2 separate regions of the Homo sapiens genome follow, and region 1 is linked to region 2. Evidence: chromatin loops called from intact Hi-C (ENCODE). Cell type or tissue: psoas muscle. All regions are shown on one strand. Links, peaks and the distances in the headings refer to the core of each region. The heading gives the core; the rest is flanking DNA.

Evidence for each region. Peaks named below come from ENCODE experiments on the same cell type or tissue, not always from the same donor. Only the 100,000 strongest peaks of a DNase experiment are listed, where the experiment ranks them.
Region 1: a loop joins it to region 2, with 2.6 times the contacts of the local background. A loop is called at or near these places in 1 of 110 quality-filtered maps.

Annotation. Positions count from the first base shown.
Region 1 is chr15:57,795,665-57,798,584 of GRCh38, forward strand. No RefSeq gene overlaps it. Among named protein-coding and RNA genes, the nearest start is that of POLR2M, 90 kb to the left of the region's middle. In psoas muscle, for the core only: no CTCF peak of the experiment used is centred there; a DNase peak (open chromatin) is centred at 1,627.
Region 2 is chr15:57,851,084-57,854,003 of GRCh38, forward strand. No RefSeq gene overlaps it. Among named protein-coding and RNA genes, the nearest start is that of POLR2M, 150 kb to the left of the region's middle. In psoas muscle, for the core only: no CTCF peak of the experiment used is centred there; no DNase peak of the experiment used is centred there.

The sequences.
Region 1 (2,920 bases), core at 134-2,633, 56 kb before region 2:
ATACATACCTCATAGGATTGCTGTATTTAATCAGATAATATCTATAAGGTGCTCATCAAGCACGAGACACAGTAATAGCTATTAGCTATTTTCCTTTATCCATCAGAGGTTTCTAAAGATGGAGTCAGATGGCAGAGGAACACTTGGAAAGACTAAGTGCAGAGTGAACTTAAGCATTAGATTGGTAAGCTGAGCAATTCAATACACCAATAGGCCAATGTGTGTGTCTTCTGGAAGTTCTAGGACCCTCATAGACCATCTTTAGGTTTTCTTAGTTTGCATTTCATAGTGCCCAGCAGAGTAGTAAGATGCTCTTAGTAAATGACTTCTTTAGTGTGTAGTACTAATGAGAGGTAACTGACCGGTGGAGAAAGCCATATCCCCTTCCAATATCAGTTTCTTAGTCCTATTTCTTTAGCACCTGATGACACTACCAAGACACATGTCAGGAAGGTGGTCTGCACAGCTATCCCAGGAGCTGCTCTGATGTGAAGGGAGTTCTCCACTGTTTCTAGGGTACACGATACTCTCACCTAGCAGAACCAAGATCCTGACTCTAAAGGGATTGTGCAGATGTTAACTTTCCTAATTCTTCTGGTAAGTTCTGGTCTCTGTGGCTCTTCCTGTCCAAGCTGTGCTTGAGCTATGCATGAACTGAGCAGGGGCCTCTATCCACCTCATCAGCCCCCAGACATCTGGGATGCCTTGAGGGAGCCAATTAATGAAAAGCATATCTCAAATGCAAATATGTCCATTCAGTAGTTCTGCTTTATAAGAAGCAGAGTAGGTTTTTTTTTTTTTTTTTGGTAAAATTCTTTTTTTGTCCTCTCTTCACTGACATACTTTATTGTTTTTAGAGGGTAGCATGTTTAAAGGAAGTTACATCACTTAAAGTATTTTATTGCAAGTAACAGAAAAGTTTAATGTAATACTGGCTGAAACAATTTAGAAATTTACCATGTCATATAACAAGAAGGTCAGAAGTAGAATGGTCTCCAGGGCTAATTCAGCTGCTCAGTGACATCATTGAGGATCCCAGTTCTCTGGGCCTCTTAGCTCCACCATGCTCTGTGTATCAGCTTTTGCCCTCACCCTGGTACCCTCATCCAGACGAGACAATGTTCAGAGGAAGAAAAAGATAATATATTTCATGTGTCTATATTTTTGGACCTAAGAACCTGGCAGTCTTCCCCTCACATTTTATTGGTCAGGATTCTGTCCCTTGCCCATCCCTAGCAAGGGGAATGGGATGACCATCATTGGCCGAAACACTTGGGGTAGAATGGGTGTTGGGTTGAGAGGCCATGACCCCTGTGGTAATCACAGACACTATTTGAAGCTTGCAGTTTAAGGTTGGTGCCTACTCCAGCACCACGAATGCAATAGGCTTTTAGCAGATAGTTGACCATGATGGCATAAAAGATGTAGGTTTTACCATTCAAACCTGTTTAATTCTACTGCTGTGTTGAGGCGCCCTAATGCCTTAGGCTAGTCTAGACAAACTGTAAGGCCTCCACATGGTCTCTAAACTTGTGATGCCTATCTGTGCTGTAGCACAAAAGCAGGAACTTGAGAGTGGCCAAAAGCCCCACTCTGTGGTTTGGCAGGCCCACTGAGGGCTCCTGTCCACATCCCTCCCTGAAGGCAGGAGAGACTATTAGTGCAGAGCTGGCTTCCTCGATCCAGCACATGTAGAGAGGGAGGAATTCCCAAGGTACGTTGCTCTGAGCTGGCCTTTCTGGTTTCTGTGGCTTCACTTGCCCACTGATTAACTGTGAGTATCACATGAGGCCTAGACAATATCACCATGGTCATTTGAATAATAAAATCAAGTTATTTCATCATTTCACTTTTCCTTTGAGGGGGGAAAACATTTGGAACACAAGGCCCATCAAGACCTTTCCTGTTTCTGATGTCTCTATCACAGACTTGGCTGCAAAGGTTAAATGTTTTGGATTACAAAATGTACATTATATGGGGGTCTTCCTATAAATCAACAAGGCAGGTATGTTAAACACAGAAAAATATCTACAGCTGTTCTCTTACTCATCCTGCTTGTTATTTAACTCAGTCTGGGCCCTAAGGAACATTTTTAGTTGTACTGTCAACAGTTTCAAAACAAAGAAGAAACTGCGACTGGCAAATGAGGAACCCAGCTGGCCCTCTGTTTAGGCTCCCACTGCATATACTTTAATCCTGACACCTGCAAGCTATTTAATCAGGATTTACAATTGAACATGAAGGATGAGGGGTCCGCAGGGCTGTGTTCTTAGTGTTTGGATTGCAAATGATGGAGAAAAACTTTGTTATCGGATGTTGTAGTTATTTGAAGTTGGGTGCCCTCTAACCCACAGGGAACCCAGCATCATTTATCACTCCCCAGAAAAAAACTCAGCTCAGGCGGACGCTGCCCCTCACAGCATAACATTCTATTTTTGCTTTTCCTGTATTCTAGAGTAAACAAACTTGAAACTTATGAACAATGAGAAAAATAACTTCCAGAGAGCATATGGCAGGAGAGAAGAGTTCGAAGTGAAATAATGAAAGCACAATATTCACTTAGACACAGAGCAAAATGTAGACGAGGGCATTTGCCTACAATCTGGCCAAGGTGTGCCATGTTCAGAAGGTTCTCTACTTAAAAACATACCAACTTTCACGGAAAAGAACAAAGTCTTGAGCCAGGGCAAAAGTATGGGAATTTTGCCTAACACAACAGATGGAATTTATAGTTGCTTGTAAATGAACAAATTACCCAAATGTATTTTAGAAAATGCACTAATTTTGGACTTGTGAAAATTGCCTTAGGAAAAGCTCTGAAAGTTTAGAATGGAAACTTTCTGTAAGTCGAGGAGCTTCTGTAATGATGTGACTGAAAGGAGTCTACAGAAATGGCAACTGATCACTACTTAGTGAGTCC
Region 2 (2,920 bases), core at 303-2,802:
GTCTAAAGGGGGTGCACAGTCATCAAATGCTTTGTTTGGGTCTGCCTTAGAGTCTCCAAACATTTGCCAAGGCCCAAGGGCCAGATACGTGCCAACATAAAAATTTGTTATTTTGACAGAAGCAAATATTTTACCTTGGCTTTGAGGAGAAGAAGTTTCAAAATATTTCATCCGTAAGTTTCAACAAGGGCAATATGCCTGATACAGGTTTTAAAAACACTTCTTACAACAAATTCTGACTCCAACGATACTGTACATGTCTCAGTACCTTGGTCTCTCTCAAGCCTGTTATTATTTTCCATTATATGCTTTCTCTTGTGTTCAAGGACAATCAGGTGGCGCTGATCTCTTCATCCACAAGGGCATGGCTGCAAGCTCTTGCTGGGCCACCAGCCCTTTCCACAGAGGTGGACTTTTGGTGGTAGGATTGCTAAGTGCTCTAGCAGACAGACACTCTAGGCTTGAAAAGGGCCTGCCAATGCCAAGGAATGAAGAACATCTGTCACCGAGCAATTGGCTCCCTCCTGATGTGTACAGAAGCCAATACCATGGCACCATCTTTTGAGAAAAGCAGCAGCTTTATTGCAAGGTCTACCAGCAAGGAGATATGGGGCAACACTCAAATCTGTCTCATCAAGCTGGTGTCTAGAGGCAGGTTTTAAAGACAAAGAGTAGCAATGAGGAAGACAGGAAAATGCAAGGAGACACAGTCTGATTGGGCTACACAGAGAGACAGTGCCAGGTCCTTGACCCTTAAGTTCATAGTGCAACAGAACAGGGCACCCCTCACTTCTTAATTTGGTCCACACTCCTTGGTCTGGGTACTTAGGTTCCATATGCAGTTGACTTTTTTGTTCCAGTCAGCTCTGGGGGCACTAATCAGGTACACTTTGTTCATCTGTACATGCTCAGGTTACAAGACTCGCAATCACTTACTATGACTGCAGTCAGAGATCAACTGAGGTTATAAATCTAGAAAGATATGACATTGCAAGTTCAAGGTAGTCACGGCAGATCTGGTGGGACTTTGAAGTCCTCAGGGCTGGCAATGTTGGATGAAACATCTTATCTTGGTATAAAACAATGAATCCCAGCAAAGGGCAACTTGTCCCTAGAGGACGCTGGACGTTGTCCAGAGATATTTTTGATTGTCAATACTGGGCTATGGATGGGGATGCTACTAGCATACAGTGGGTAGGTAGTGGCTAAGGATGCTGTTAAACATCCTACAAATCACAGTATAGCCCCCCACAACAAAAAATATCTAGCTCAAATATCGATAATGCCAAGACTGAGAAATCCTAGTGTAAAATAACTGTTGATCAAAAGAAAAAGGAGGGATATCATTATATGTGCGGATACCCCAACCATGGCATTAAGTTCTAAAAGATGTCCTATATGAAGGAGCTGATATTCAGACAGTAAGAAGGAAACTGGCATCTGGAGGGGTAATGAGTCTTTCAGGAATTTCTTCTTCCCCTCGGTGAGAATGCATCTTGAACTGTCAACATGTGCTCCTGTAACAGATGTCTGTTATTTTTGCCTGTCCAACATCCATCCCTTTTCCACCTGCGGATAGCACCTTGATTTCTTTCGAGGGGTTATTCTACTCTTAGCCATAGAGTGAACATGAAGACTAAGCTGGGCTCCTCCAAGTCTTTTCCAGAAGAAATGACATAAAGATGGCAATTGGCTAAGCCAATTTATTCCTGAAGAAACAGTCCTTGTGTTGCAGTACCTAAATACCCAGAAACGGTACTGCAAATATCTCTTCAAAGCCTGGTAGCTCAGTTTTATTTTTTTCTGTTATCTTTCCAATAAATTTCTGCTATGGACCAAATGCTTGGGTCCCCCCAAATTCATATTGAAGTCCTATTTTCTAATGTGATGTATTAGGGGGTGGTGCCTTTGGGAGGTGATTAGGTCATGAGGATGGAGCCCTCATGAATGGGATTAACGCCCTTCTAAGAAGAGACACAAGAGAGATGATTTCCTTCTCCACCATGTGAGGACACAGCAAGAAGGTGGCTATCTACAAATGAGGAAGAGAGCTCTTACCAGACACCAGGTCTGCTAGCACCTTGATCTTGAACTTCCCAGCCTCCAGAACTATGAGAAATAAATGTTTGTTGTTTAAGTCACCTAATAATTTGTTACAGCAGTTGGAGATGACTAGGATAATTTTTTGTTATTTGTTTCAACTAGTGAGAATTGTCTTCAAACAAAGAGCCAAAATGCTTCTAGCTCATTGTTCTGGGTGCTGGGTGATATTGTGGATATGAACATCAGACTTGTCAGCCACTTCATAAGTGTTTATGTTCTAGAGATTGATAAAGGAAATAACTAAACTCCCAGCCCAGCCTGCACCTCTGATGCTGAGTTGTTTAGTGTACAGGAAGAATGGTAATAACTTTATGTAAGTTCCCAGTAGCCTTGAAGCATCTGGTCCCATGAACAGGTAGATTTGCTAAAAATGCTAAATAAAGAGGTCATTGGCTCAGAAAAACATTCTGAGCCAAAAGCAGTGACAAAGCACTGAAGGAACTGAGAAAGTACAACCTAGAACATCCCAGATCTCTTCCTACTTGCATTCCGGGAAACCATTTTAATTACTCATGTGGAACAATATGACTGTTGATTGAGGAAGATAATACCGTGTGATGTTTAGAGACACTTCATAGAGGATCCCCCCAAAATTGAATAAAAATATGAAATTTATTTTTTTACTCCATTGTGTTTTTATTTTTTAACTTCTAAAAGAATACTTATTTGTGTTAAAAAAAAAAAAAAAAAAAGATTCCTTCTTTCCTTCATGTCCCTTCTTATTCTCTAGAAGAATAACCACAGTGGAATTTGGTCTATAATATACCATATAGAATTCCAGACATCTCCTCCTTCCTAACCGAACCTAGACAGTTTT